2 separate regions of the Mus musculus genome follow, and region 2 is linked to region 1. Evidence: chromatin loops called from intact Hi-C (ENCODE). Cell type or tissue: gastrocnemius. All regions are shown on one strand. Each heading gives the region's core, and the rest is flanking DNA. Links, peaks and the distances in the headings are about the cores only. Region 1 overlaps Myo16 (myosin XVI). Region 2 overlaps Col4a1 (collagen, type IV, alpha 1).

Region 1 (2,500 bases), core at 1-2,500:
AGCTGCTGACCTGGCTGGCCGCTGCAGCCCCTGGTCAGCTCATCCTCACCATGGTGACATCAAAGGTGACTCTCTACTGTTACTGAGAATCAACAGAGCCCTGTAGGAAGCCATCCTCGAAGCACCCAGTGTCAACAACAAAGCAAGAGATGCCTCCGTGCATAAAGAGTTCACGAGTTTAAAGCTCATGCAGAAATCTCGCTGATTTAAGACACGGTCACGTGATCCATGCAAATGCACTGGTTCAAAAGTCCTATATATAGCTGCCTATTGATGCTGAGGGTGGAGTGACTCACAAAGTCTTGCGATACCACCTCAAAAATATTATTCAAGCAAAAAGCTACACAATATAACTTGTCTGGAAACTTAGTTTTGAATAAAATTGCGTAAGTCTTCCTAGACAGATGCCCAATGGTTCAAGCTGCCAGGGTCGGCATCTCAGCTTAGAACACGGGGCAAGCATGGGCCAGGTCTGGGTTTTCACCACTCCTTAAGTCATAAGACTTATAAACACAGGTTTACAAGACCCCTCTGCAGTTTTCACACACAGGTCTTATAAACCATCAGATTTTCCCTTGCTTAAAACCGTGTGCCTGAACAAATGCTGGTATGTCATGGAGTCATGGAGAGTCACCTTTAAATGACCCTGAAGTTTTTCTTTACCTTGAAAAAAAAAGTCTGAAATGTCTTCAGATTCACCCCAGCCCTGCAGTTAACGACTCAGCAGAGAACACACTTTCCTGGGAGTTAATTGCTCAGCTCTCCTGTGACAGGTGCTAGCAGCCATCACAAGTTCAAACCACGGTGAGGTGACTCAGCTCTCTGAGCGCAGGTGAGAAGCAGGTCACCTGCTCACAGTCAAATGACTGCTTTCCAGCACAGTTCGAAGCCTGACCTCTGCTGAAGAACATTAGGGTGCCGTCCCACAATCCTCTCCATCATCAGTCAGCCAGGACGGGGATTAAGAGTCTCTTCTTCGGGTTTAAAAGCCTAAGTTTTCTAGAGGCTAAACCCAGCAGGGAGATCATTTAAAGTGAGCAGCAATGACAGCATACGCTGCTTTCATTAAATGTCGATTTGCAGGAATATAAATTATATTTATCTCCCACATATGACACTGTGTGCACAAAAAATGAAATGTTATTTACGTAAGAAATGTGGGGCAAGGAAAAGAAAAACACGGGAAAAAAAGTGTAAGCAAAAAGAATGAAAGTTTGGTTTGGCATTGGTTGGCTGGGCTGGTTTGTGTCCCTTTGAGGTGTGGGGAGAGCGCCCTCTTGTGGGATTCTCAGGGCATGCATTCTGCCTAGTCAGAGCTTGATAAAGGCTAGAGGTGCTTTGGTAAATGCTGTTTTCATGAACTGGAGGGATGGGTGCCCACCCCTGCCCTGAGCAAGCTCTGCAGTTAGGCAGAGGTGCTGTGCTCTAGCGAGCCTTCCTGTGCTGTAAGCAGAGATGTGTGTATAGGTGGACTTTAGTACTGATGTAGGGTCTATCTGTATCTGTGTGGGATTTAGAATACCTTATAGCATGCACATAGCTGAAGTTAAAGATGCATCTGCTGCACGGATTCTAAAACCACAGGCAGAGACAGTGCTCGTCCTTTAGAATAACGGTCACAGAAGGCATACTAAGTGCAAGGGCCCTGCAGTCCCTGGACTGCTGCACATGCCTCTTAGTGCTTCACGTAGATAACGAGCTGTTGTGTGTGAGACAGGCTGCAGGCTGTGGTGGTTTGCACACTAGTAAGACACAGCCTACTTCATCAACATCATACTTGGCTAGTGTGTGTGTGAGAGGGGGGGAGCAAGCAGAGAAGGAGAAGGGGACTGTGTAAATTCAGATGAGGTTTGTTTAAGACAGGGATCAGCAGGTTTGTGCAGAATATGGGGTAAGCAGATACATCCTGCAGCACACAGGGGCTCCTGTCCTCATATGAATAGCACCCACTAGCTATTCATAATGCACGCTAATAAGACACTTGCTTTGTTGCAGGGCACCGAACTCTTTGTGACTCCTGACTGTCCCTGCTGGGGCTCCTCACAGAGACACCACAGGTTCATGGCTTTGTATCAGTTTAGGGCCCTGCAACATCTCTTCCAAGAGAGACAAGCATCTGATGTAGCCTGTGCGTGAAGTCACCGTTATGCTTCCTACACACTCTGATCACATGCAATGGCCCCTTGCTGTATCTTAACACCACACTTTCCATTGAAGCCCTGGGACAGCTCTCAGTTGACCAGGATGCTGCCCCCAAGTGCATGTGAGGACTCAATAGGTGTCTGTATGTCAGGAGCCATCTGAGGTATCCCTCTCTCATCTCAGAGTCATCAGCTACCACGCGGCTCCCTGACCTGGTTATGTATCACGGAATCACGCCGGTGACCACACACTCGTTTATCACAGGCTTCCCCACAGGAATACAACAGACTAAGCCAGAGAATTTAGCATAGTGAAGTAGAGATGAGCTGGAGACCCCACGTCCCAGCAGCCTCTGCTC
Region 2 (11,303 bases), core at 4,876-7,375, 800 kb before region 1:
CTCTTTGCTTCGTGTGCCCTGGGTAGACATGCTGCTGGCCCAACCTGTGCTACGTAATATAGCAGTTTGCTTGCCCCCGAGTATATACCTTATGCATCTTCCTAGACCGGATGGAAGTTTTGGGGTGACTACTGGTCATGCCTCTCCTCTTCTAGTTAGAGGAGACAGAGGGAAGCCACTGGCAGCATGAATGTGAAGTGGGAGAAAGGGCTCAGGGCTATTGTTAACCATTGCCCATGTTGGAACTAGTCTGGTCCTGTCCTCACTCTCTTGGGAGAGAGCATGGGTGACAGGTGACATGCCTCGGTAACCCAGAGCCAACACTGATGATTAATTTGTTCCTGGTGTCTTGGGGATTTCCAGGGAGAACCTGGCATTGGGCTTCCAGGACTCAAAGGGCAACCAGGCCTTCCAGGCATTCCCGGTACACCTGGAGAGAAGGGTAGCATCGGGGGACCCGGCGTTCCAGGAGAACAGGGGTTGACAGGCCCCCCAGGACTCCAGGGGATCAGAGGTAATGCTTCAGACTGTGTCAGGGTGCCTGCTTGCTTTATGTGCCCGGAGCGTCGGCTGTGTGATTAGTCCATGTTGATTAGGCGGGTGGGGAGACTCTGTGAGGGTTTTGTGGCTGAGGCTGTTGTAGAGATGGATTGCTTACGGGAAGGGATACATTCTAACCTCTGACTTACTCCTATCCTTCCTGACAGGTGACCCAGGGCCTCCTGGAGTTCAAGGCCCAGCAGGTCCACCAGGGGTCCCAGGAATAGGGCCACCCGGAGCTATGGGCCCTCCCGGAGGGCAAGGACCACCAGGGTCATCAGGTGATATGACTGTCCCTTTCTCAGAGCCTGTGAAGTGTGGGGTGAGCGGGGAGGTTGGCATAGTTGTCAAAATAAAGGGAGGGATGGGGGAGTATATTCTAGTTTTGTTTGGTTGTTTGCTTAATCCAAACATTACAGGCTCCCGTTATTTCCTCCCTCTGAACCCATTTAATGTGCCAAAGAAATCTGTTATAGATTCAGTAGCATTTAAGATTTTATTTAACATAGTGTCTTCCCGTTATCTTTGTTAGGAGCCTTGCTAAGTTGTTGATAATCAAGCTAATCGATTCTTTGTCTAGTTGGCTTTGTCCTTGTACCAATAGTCCCAGGGCTATGTTAGTATTGGGGGAAAGGGTAACATAGTCAATGAAAGCTAGCCAACATTAGCTGGGGCCAGTGGTTGTACAAAGTTACTGGTAATCCTCAATGGCAGAAAGAAGGATCTTCTCTTATGAGATGACTTATCCACTGCAGTGCTGACCCTGAACTCAGCACCGTCCAAGCTCCCAGTGCTCGCATGCTTACCTGCCGTCCTCAGACAGCACTCTACAACACTATGTCCATTCTAGAACATTCTATAAGCTACTCCCTTTGTCCAATCTCAGGTCCACCTGGAATTAAAGGAGAGAAAGGGTTCCCTGGATTCCCCGGACTGGATATGCCTGGCCCCAAAGGCGATAAAGGCTCTCAAGGACTTCCTGGCCTCACAGGACAGTCAGGCCTCCCTGGCCTTCCTGGACAGCAGGGGACACCTGGAGTTCCAGGGTTCCCAGGTAAGTGACACCTGAACTTGGCCTGGATCACTCAAGAGGGAGCATGGCTTTCTTCTTTCCTGAATCCAGGCCATTTACCTACCACTGGAGGTCCATGTGGGGATGTGTTCTTAACATTTCTTTTGACCATAGGTTCTAAAGGTGAAATGGGTGTCATGGGAACCCCGGGACAACCAGGCTCGCCAGGACCAGCAGGCACCCCAGGGTTACCTGGAGAAAAAGGTAGGAGGGCTGAGGGCTGGCAAACCACGTTGTGTCATATTGTGTGGTGTCTGTATTTCTTGAGAATCCTGGAAGGTTCTTGCACTGTTACAGATCACATTTAGCTTTAAGACGTAGATGAGAGGAAAGGACTGGAAGATAGCTCTCCTTCAGAGGAACTAGCTCTGTGCATAGATCATGGGCACACAGTGTTAATGGCTGTCTAGCTGGTGTGGAGAAGATGGGAATGACTTAGTCTCTCTCTGCAAGAAATGTGGGCTCTCCATTTACATGGGGGTACAAGTCCTGCATCAAGAGAGCCACATTAGTAGAACCCACTTCATGGGCAAGCCCAGATTTTTATTTTTTGTTCTCTGAAATTGATCCAAAATCCTGTTCTTAAAAAACGCTGACTGTAAACATAAGGCACAAAAAAGGGAAGTTGATGTCGGGATGCAGAAACTTTCCAGTCTGTCATTTGTTTATATTTGGGGGACACTCGAGAGTGATGGAGAACAGAGGTTGAGGAAGACATCTGGGAAGGAGGCATGAGGAGTCCATCTAAGAGTCATGTGTTGCGATTGCTGGCAGATAATGAACTTTAGAAGGAGGCTTCACAATGCCCCTCCCCTGTGGCTCAGACTCTCGCCGCCATGGTCAGCTCTTGCCATGTTCTAGTTCCTTCCTGACTTTGCAGGTACTGGCTGGCAAGAGTCCCCTCCAGACACAGCTGGGTCTGGATCTCACTGGGGGCTTGCTTCCATTTCCTCCACAGGGGACCATGGCCTTCCGGGCTCCTCAGGACCCAGGGGCGACCCTGGCTTCAAAGGTGATAAAGGTGACGTTGGGCTTCCTGGCATGCCAGGATCCATGGAGCATGTGGACATGGGGAGCATGAAGGGACAGAAAGGAGACCAGGGAGAGAAAGGTGAGTGGAAGAGACAGGCAGGCCTCACTGGGGCATCATATCATCCTGCTTTCTACAGCAATTGCTTACGAAGCAGATGTGGAAGCTCACTATGTTTTTTTGTGGCCTACAGGACAAATCGGACCCACTGGTGATAAAGGTTCCCGAGGAGACCCTGGAACACCAGGAGTACCTGGGAAGGATGGGCAGGCAGGGCATCCCGGACAGCCAGGTAGGTGTGGACAGTATAGCCACAGTCGTTGTCAAGAAACCTGCTTCTCAGTGCTCTCCGCAGATGTTTACCTGTGGGATTTTTCTCCGTTATTCTAGGGCCTAAAGGTGACCCAGGCCTTAGTGGGACACCAGGATCCCCTGGACTCCCTGGACCCAAAGGATCAGTTGGAGGAATGGGCTTGCCAGGTAACCTGACTGTGGACTCAAAAGTCTCTAACATACACTGTGTGTGCACGGGGCTGGTGGGATGTGCGCAGGGCAGCACTTGGAAGATCCAGGGCCTGACAGCCGTGTCTCTCATCTAGGGTGGATGGCTTTCGACTGACACTGATTGGCATTGGCTGACAATGGCTATAGTGTCTGTAATGATTGCTAAAAATGAATAAGTGATGCACACTGGAAAGTGAAGTCTGAGCTACCCATGGATAAGTGGGTTAGCTGGGGAGGTGTTTCTCAGCACAGGCTGGGAAGTGATAGTCAAAACTGGAAGCCTGCCTTCCTATCTCCTCTCAGGTCTTTGGGAGGAATTCCAATGACTTGCTATGACAGTCTAGGCTGCTGGTGGTATACCTGTGTCTGTGTGTCATAGGTCCATATATGGCGTGTGAATCTTCACACTGCCTCACAGTCCTCGGAACTGATGGTTCCGCATCGGCAGAGCTGTGTTCTCCCTATACAGTGATGGTCTTTCAAAGGCAGGGGGAAGCTTAGCTTGCCTGAGGACCCCTGGCTGTGTTGGTGGCAGACTGATAAGCAGAGCGATTTGTGTTGAGCGTCAGCCATTAAGTCCAAGTTCTATTGTCTGTGTCACTAGGTTCGCCTGGAGAAAAAGGTGTGCCTGGCATCCCTGGCTCACAGGGTGTCCCTGGCTCACCTGGAGAGAAGGGAGCCAAAGGAGAGAAAGGGCAGTCAGGTCTACCTGGCATTGGGATTCCGGGACGGCCTGGTGACAAGGTGATCATCTCCTGCCCCGTGACAATGTCCCTGACACTTACCAACTATCTCAGCACAACTATGATACAGCTCTCCCTCTGACTAACTCTGTCATGTCCTCCTGTTCACTGCCTTTTCTCCCAAGGGCAAACTCTAGAATCTCTCTGAGAGGGTGAGGGTGGCCGCATATCACAGGGAGGAAGAAGAGGGGCGGGCTGGGGAGCTTGGCAGATGGAGAGAATGTCTTTTCTGGAAAGCCCAGCAAATGGGATTCTCCAGTGTGATTGATACTCACGGCCTCTCTTACCTAGAAATCTGCTACCTAGAAAGTGCTTCCAGACCTGTAGGTGACACGTCTGCTTCTTCCTCACAGGGAGACCAGGGCCTTGCTGGCTTCCCAGGCAGCCCCGGTGAGAAGGGAGAGAAAGGCAGTGCCGGAACCCCAGGGATGCCAGGGTCCCCAGGCCCGAGAGGTTCTCCGGGGAACATCGGCCATCCAGGTATGGGGGCTGGGCAAGCTCTGGCAGAAAGGTACAGGTGAAGAAAACCTAGCTGCATACAACTTCTGAACTTTCATTTCCTCTTTAGGAAGCCCAGGCCTGCCTGGAGAGAAAGGGGATAAAGGCCTCCCAGGACTGGATGGCGTTCCTGGTGTCAAAGGAGAAGCAGGTAGAGATGGACCCTTTGCTGGCACTTGGGTGAAAAGATGAGGAGCGCCCAGGCTTCATGGGGGTTGGGGAGTGTAGTCTCAGCCTCATGGGAGAATTCTTCACACTGAAGCAGGCCCTAGTATGTTATCTGGGGTCTAGGGCCAGCTGGTTTATCCCTCCACTTTCAGATCCACAGGCAGAGTCTGTAAAGCGTTTGAGGTCTTTGGGAAATGAAGCCAGCATCTCCAAGCTGCTTTTGTAGTGAGAAGAGCATTTCAGATATCTCCCTCCTCTCTGTGCAAGCATTGGGTGGGGGTCTATGCTGTTCCTAGCAGCAGAAAAGAACCTGTTGGAACGGATCAGAGCTGACATCAGGGATACCAGGGATGCAGGGAACAGCTCTTTCTGATGTGGGAAAGGGGCCACTTCTCAGACGCCACGGTGCTAAGGACAGTCCACAAGTGATCATATCTTTCTCCCCAAGGTCTCCCTGGGACTCCTGGCCCCACAGGCCCAGCTGGCCAGAAGGGAGAGCCGGGCAGCGATGGAATCCCGGGGTCGGCAGGAGAGAAGGGTGAACAAGGTGAGTCTTGTTCCTGCTTCCCAGCAGAAGCCATGCTGTTCCCTCAGAGACTGCAGCGCCATGATGATCGAACACAGAGGTCTCAGTGCTGAGTTCCTTGCGGCTCCGAAAATATAGATGTGGACTGGAGGGATGGGATTGGATCAGGGAGGGATGCTCATTCCTTCTGTGAGTGAAGCGCTTCCCTGGAGGGTGGGTCCAGAGACACAGATGCGGGGCTGCCGGGCAGGAATGCCTCCCTTTCTGTTTCCCCTGTGTTCACTGTGACAAAACCAAACCAAACAGCCAAGAGAATTCTGTCCAGCATTTTCCCCAGTTTGGGAAGGAGTCCTAGTCTTCCAGGGTCTGGGGGTCTTGTGGTTACTGTTGCTTCCTGTGTCTGCTCCTGTTACTGATAGAAGAGCTGTCGTGGCAGGACCGCAGGTTTTTAGCTATAGCTGTGTTGGGCAGGAATGGAGCAGCAGGGGCTCCTTGCTATCACCGCTGGCTGCTCTTCAGTTCCCTTACTCATTCTCTATAGACATCATGTATAAGAAGCCCTTTCCACTTCCTCCTCCTGTTTACCCACTGCTATGTGAAGCCCACTCTCCTGCCCACTACCCAGCTCTCTGTGCTCCACCCACTCGACGGGATGAAGAGTCAGTCAGATGGTCATCTGAGAAAAGCCAGACTGCGTGTCTCTGCCGTAGTCACCACTACCCAGGACTGACTGGGGTGTTTTTACTCTGGCCAAGTAGAACTCAAGAGTAGGAATCTCCCTATGCTGCTGTCCCTTTGGAACCCTTGGCTTTATGCAGTGGTGATTGGCAGCAGCCAGCAGCATCAGATGGTATCTCTGAGTGCTTGAAGGTGTGTGGGACCCTCAGTAGCTGGTGGCACAGCTGTCAGGCCTAGAGTGTCTGGGACACTGGGCTCTTAAAGTGCTGCAGGTCCCTGGAATTCTAGCAACAAGGGCCTGCCTGCCCTTTCTCATCTTAAGCCTTTTCCAACGGTTATTTTCTCTGCGGCTTCTGCTGTCTTTTTTTGCCCTGGCAACTCTCTGAAGTTCTTCAGCCACTCTCTGGTCTCTGTTGCCACAGTCTCCTCTTGTGTTCTCTCCTCTTGTCTGTTTTATTGGTGATAAAGAGCCAAATGTGTCCAAGAAATCTGGCCTTCCATAGTGAGGCCTTTCACAGATAAACAAGACTGGGCAAAAAATGACCACTTAGAGAAAGCCTCTTTTTGAACACCAGGGGGCAGCAGACTAGGGACAGGAGCCAAGCTCCCTCTTATAGTGCTGGGGTGTATGTCATAGTTGTTTGCACCAATCGCAAACCTTCCTTTCTGCTGGGCCACCAGTGGGAGGTGCTTCTTCTGTAGTCTGGGTGAAGATGGCTTCAGGGTCCTTTAGAATTCTCTGGGCTTTGAGTTGCTCTGTTCTGAGGTCTACCCAGAGCCATTAGAGTTTCCTTAGACTGTAAGGGATCCAGACAGCCAGGCTGCAATGAAGGCAGTCCACTGGGTACCAGAAACGTATCTGCTTGACTGGTGGATTTCCTATTTGAGGCTGCCCGGGGCCTTATAAGGGTAGGGTCTGCACAATAGCTGCCAGTTTCCACACAGAAAGTTTAAAAAACGATGTTTATGATAAAGACACCAGGGAGCACTCTCAATTCTAGCAGCAATCAAAGGGAATTGGTAGCATCTGTCAGGGCCTCGCTGTGTTTACCTTCTGCCCTAGTGCCCAGGGAAAGGTGAGCCTTCTGTCCTGCCTCTGTAGGAGAAAGAGTGTCATTAGCGCAGATCATTTCTGCTCAGCACCTTAATGAGCCAAACAGAAAGGTCTTCAAGGAGAACGCATGATGAGACAGTTGCAGAGGTGTAGCTTTGCTCCCAGGTTCCACGGGACTCCTCAGGGCACTCTTTAAGTGCTGCGTGGTGTCAGGGCACATGGGGCATGGCCTCCCACTGTCTCTGCAGCTGAGTAAGAGACTGTTGTTTTCTGTCCTCACCCTGTAGGTGTTCCAGGAAGAGGCTTCCCCGGCTTCCCTGGCTCCAAAGGAGACAAAGGTAACGCTCTCAGCTTCGCACCTTTGTGTGGAGTGGTCCACGGAACTCAGCATGTCCCCCTTAGCAAAGCAGTGACCGTGTCTAGTGGCTGATAGATGTCTGATGATTGCACCATCTGATTCACGCGTGATGTGATATGTGGTACCTGCCAAATACCTTATGATGTCATTATTGCTTACGTTTTGAGTAGCATGTAAACATGCGTTCCCATCCCTGGTAATCTTCTGTAGTTTCTTTTTAATTAATCAGTTAAATGCATATGCTTGAATGTGTGTGTGTGTGTGTGTGTGTGTGTGTGTGTAGGAGGTTGTAAGCTGCCATGGGGTACTGGAAACTGAGCTTGGGTCCTCTGCAAGAGCAGTGAGTGCTCCTGACTGCAGAGCCAGCTATCTAGCCCTTACTTTATTATTTTTTTAAAAGTAGCTTTATTGGGCTAACATTACCATATGATAGACAGCACATATTTAAAATGTGCTGTTGTTCTTCAAGTTTTGACTCATCTATGCATCCACAGAAACAGTGCATTCTGGGTAGTGTCACAGCTGTCACCCAATGGCTGTCCCACTGGTTCTGATCCTCCATATTGTATCCTGAAGTCCTCAGGCCCCTCAAACAAATACCCATGTTAATTTAGGAGCCACGAATGATACTGTATCTTATACAAGTTTCATGCAAGCCTGGCTTCTTCCCATAGAGTATCTGGTTTACAGCTTTCCTGTTGTCTGTATTGATAATTCACTTGTGAAGCCTAAGTAGGGTCCCATTGCATCCTTGTAACAGTTTGCTTTGTCCATGTCTTGGGATGAGCCTACTCTTGGTTTTAGTAGTATAGTTGCTTGAAGACTTCAAAACACATTTAAGATACACATATAAGATCTCTGGCTGTCACCGCAGTGTAGCATCTCTATGGACTCTGCTCCTCTGGTCACCATCATCTCTCTCTCTCTCTCTCTCCTGTGCAGGCTCCAAGGGTGAAGTGGGTTTCCCTGGCCTAGCTGGAAGTCCTGGAATTCCTGGAGTCAAAGGCGAGCAAGGGTTCATGGGTCCTCCTGGCCCTCAAGGACAACCTGGCTTACCTGGCACTCCTGGTCACCCTGTGGAGGGGCCCAAAGGAGACCGAGGACCTCAGGGTCAACCTGGCCTGCCAGGTAAGGGCTTTTCACCAGACACATGCTCAAGTTAACAACTCAGAGCTGCGCTTGGGTCTCTGTTGAACTGGTCTCTGTGGTTTCCTTTCTGTTGAGGTATTACTTAGAGAGCAGCATGAGAGAAGATTACAGAGAGAGGTGCAGTAGAGATACCATTTGGATTTTTGCTTTAACTGGGGCAATGCTCGAATGTTTGCCACCCTGAGCTTGCCTCCTGTGGTTGTGGAGGACCCTGGACACTGTGGCTTCAGTATTTTGGAAGCCAACACTGTGACATTCACATGAACACCTCAATGGTGCTGTACGCCCCCGACTTTATAACCACGTGGCTTTACTATTGACTTATTTTAGTGGTACTGGGGATGGAACATAGGCTTTGTGTATGCTAGGCAAATATTTTACTATTGAGTTACACACTCAGCCATTTTATTAATGTTGTTGTTTTGAGTCAGGTTCTCACAAAGTTGTCCCCACTGGCCTTGAATCAGTAACTCTGTAGCCTAATACCAGTGAACTGGGTCTCCTGCTGCTTCAGTCTCTGGTATAGCTGGGGTGACAGACCTGGGCCGCCAGTGCCAGCATTTGGGTGCTGAGTCTGTTGTTTGTATGAGCACCCTTCCTTGATTTCCTGGAGGCCTGTGTTACTCTACAAGGCCATGGTGTTATGGTTGCAGAGAGTTGATAGCAGTGTGACTGTACCATAGCCCAGTGACACAGTCCACTATAGTACCAACCACCCTAACCCTGCGTCTTTGTTCTTTGCATTAGGGCATCCGGGACCTATGGGGCCGCCAGGGTTCCCAGGAATCAATGGGCCAAAAGGTGACAAGGGAAATCAAGGTTGGCCAGGAGCTCCGGGGGTTCCAGGCCCTAAGGGAGACCCAGGATTCCAAGGCATGCCGGTGAGTGATTGAGTGTAGAATTGATTTTCAAAAGGAACTTTTTGGTCAAGAGTATTATTATATGTGTGTGTATGTGTTTCTATATGTGTGCACATGTGTGATACCGCCCAGCCCTTAAAGCAGTTCCTTCCTTTGGGATCAGCATAGGAAAGTATTGCATGTGCTTTTATAATCTATTTTATAGAGCCATTAAACAGGAAATGCTATACTGCTGCAGATTATAGTTCAGTGCCCGACTTTACAACCCATTTACAAATTCAGTGCAAGTATTCAGTATCTTGGTAAAGAGCAGTTCTTCACAGCCTGAGAATTGTCTTCTAGAGTTGGCAGAGGCTCAGGTGTTTTAAAATATTTTCTCCATAATTAAAATAATAATTCAGATGGGGCATGAGGCTGGTTTTAAGGAACACTCACTGCCCTTTGACGATGAAGAGACCAGAAGGGTGGTATGGTCCTGATAGAACTGGGTTTGTTTCCATGGCAACTGTCCATGGTATTGTGGCTGTGTCATGGCATCATGCTGGTGGGTGGGGACAGCGGCTACAAGCTCGAAGGAACTGCTGTGTATATGGACCAGTAAAGAGAGACCAGGGGACCAGTGTTGCAGTTATCTTCTCGTGTTCTGTCGTTTAAAGAATTGTATGACCCACCTGAGCTCACAAACTCCTGTGCAGAACACAGAAGTGCTTTTTGCCTGACAGGGTACGCAGGGTACAAACTGGGTGTCTAGAGCCATGTCCAGCTCACACTTCCTTTGGTACCTAGGGCATTGGCGGCTCTCCAGGGATCACAGGTTCAAAGGGAGATATGGGACTGCCCGGAGTTCCAGGATTTCAAGGTAAGACCATGAGGCCTGACAGCCTTGTTGTTGAGGGGATACTGTCCCAAAGGCTGCCTGAGCTCCAAGCTTCCATATTCAGATGCTGACATGGCCTCAGCAAGAGATAATGTTATCTTTAAGTTAAAAATGCAGTGAATTTTGAGACCAGGTTTTCCCTGTTTTTTTTTTTTTTTTTTTTTTTTTTGAGACTAGGTCTTGCTGTCTGTCCCAGGCTGACCTCAAGCCTTTAGCAATCCTCATGGCTCAGCCCCCTGAGTGCTGGGGTTACAACCATGTACTCCTGACACCAGATAAAAACAGCCTTCTTTGTGGCATCTCAGTCTGTATGACCCTGCGGGTGGCTGACTAAAGGCGTTCTGATCTTCTTAGCTAAGAACCAGTGGATCACGTGTGTCTTCCGAGTTTTAACAAGAAGTTGTGGCTTTGGGCCACTTGATAGTTTGCCAATGCAGTCAGCAAACCTCTCCTGGATGCTAGCAGCTCCCACATACCATGGCTACAACAGAATCCTACTCACCTAATGGGTGAATAGAAAGGGCACACGGTCTGCAGATGTCTGTGGTCTGTCACACAAGCTGTGACCGTAGACTCCATCACATGCCCTGATTGCCACTGTCAGATAGTGACTGCTTATAAAACGATGGCCTCCGACTCTACAAAGAAAGGCTTTGTGAGATACTGCGCTAAAAAATTAACACATCTTTTCTTCCTTGAACATAATTGAGAATGTGTTCATTGCACATGTATGCTCACATGGTATACGTATGCTTATGTGCCTGTCTATATGTAGGGATGAAGCTGTGTGTACATTTTTGCATATATAGATGCCTGTATCTAGACGCTTTCGAACATGTGTGTGTTTATGCACCCCTATATTCTTGCCTGTGGTTGAAATCTCTATGCAAAGACAATATCCCTTTCCCACCCAGGTCAGAAAGGGCTTCCTGGTCTGCAGGGAGTGAAAGGAGACCAGGGAGACCAAGGTGTACCCGGCCCTAAAGGTAGGTGAATTGGTTTTATTTGTTTGTTTTGTTTCTTATTAGATATTTTCTTTACATTTCAAACATTATCCCCTTTCCTGGTTTGTCCTCTGAAAACCCCCTATTCTCCCTCATCCACTCCCACTTCCCTGTTCTGGCATTCCCCTACACTGGGGCATCGAGCCTTCACAGGATCAAGGGCCTCTCCTCCCATTGATGTCTAACAAGGCTGTCCTCTGCTACATATGCAGCTGGAGCCATGGGTTTTTCCATGTGTACTC

The links. Hi-C counts contacts between places; a loop is a spot of excess contacts. Peaks named below come from ENCODE experiments on the same cell type or tissue, not always from the same donor. Only the 100,000 strongest peaks of a DNase experiment are listed, where the experiment ranks them.
Region 2: it touches region 1 in a loop (12-fold over the local background); 8 of 42 quality-filtered maps call a loop at or near these places.

What each region holds. Positions count from the first base shown.
Region 1 is chr8:10,413,798-10,416,297 of GRCm38, reverse strand. All of the region lies in intron 16 of Myo16 (myosin XVI), which reads right to left. Gm51561 (a long non-coding RNA gene) reads left to right here. Exons shown (of 3, transcript XR_003947504.1): 3 at 1,996-2,500. Among named protein-coding and RNA genes, the nearest start is that of Gm51561, 15 kb to the left of the region's middle. In gastrocnemius, for the core only: a CTCF peak has its summit at 1,288 (motif pointing left); a DNase peak (open chromatin) is centred at 1,280.
Region 2 is chr8:11,210,500-11,221,802 of GRCm38, reverse strand. It overlaps Col4a1 (collagen, type IV, alpha 1), which reads left to right. Exons shown (of 52, transcript NM_009931.2): 30 at 364-514; 31 at 708-821; 32 at 1,427-1,594; 33 at 1,727-1,816; 34 at 2,571-2,723; 35 at 2,836-2,934; 36 at 3,033-3,122; 37 at 3,751-3,890; 38 at 4,243-4,369; 39 at 4,458-4,538; 40 at 5,004-5,102; 41 at 7,101-7,151; 42 at 8,114-8,299; 43 at 9,068-9,201; 2 more. Gm15418 (a long non-coding RNA gene) reads right to left here. Exons shown (of 3, transcript XR_003947509.1): 3 at 11,044-11,303. Among named protein-coding and RNA genes, the nearest start is that of Gm15418, 28 kb to the right of the region's middle. In gastrocnemius, for the core only: a CTCF peak has its summit at 6,325 (motif pointing right); a DNase peak (open chromatin) is centred at 6,359; H3K27ac peaks cover 354 bases.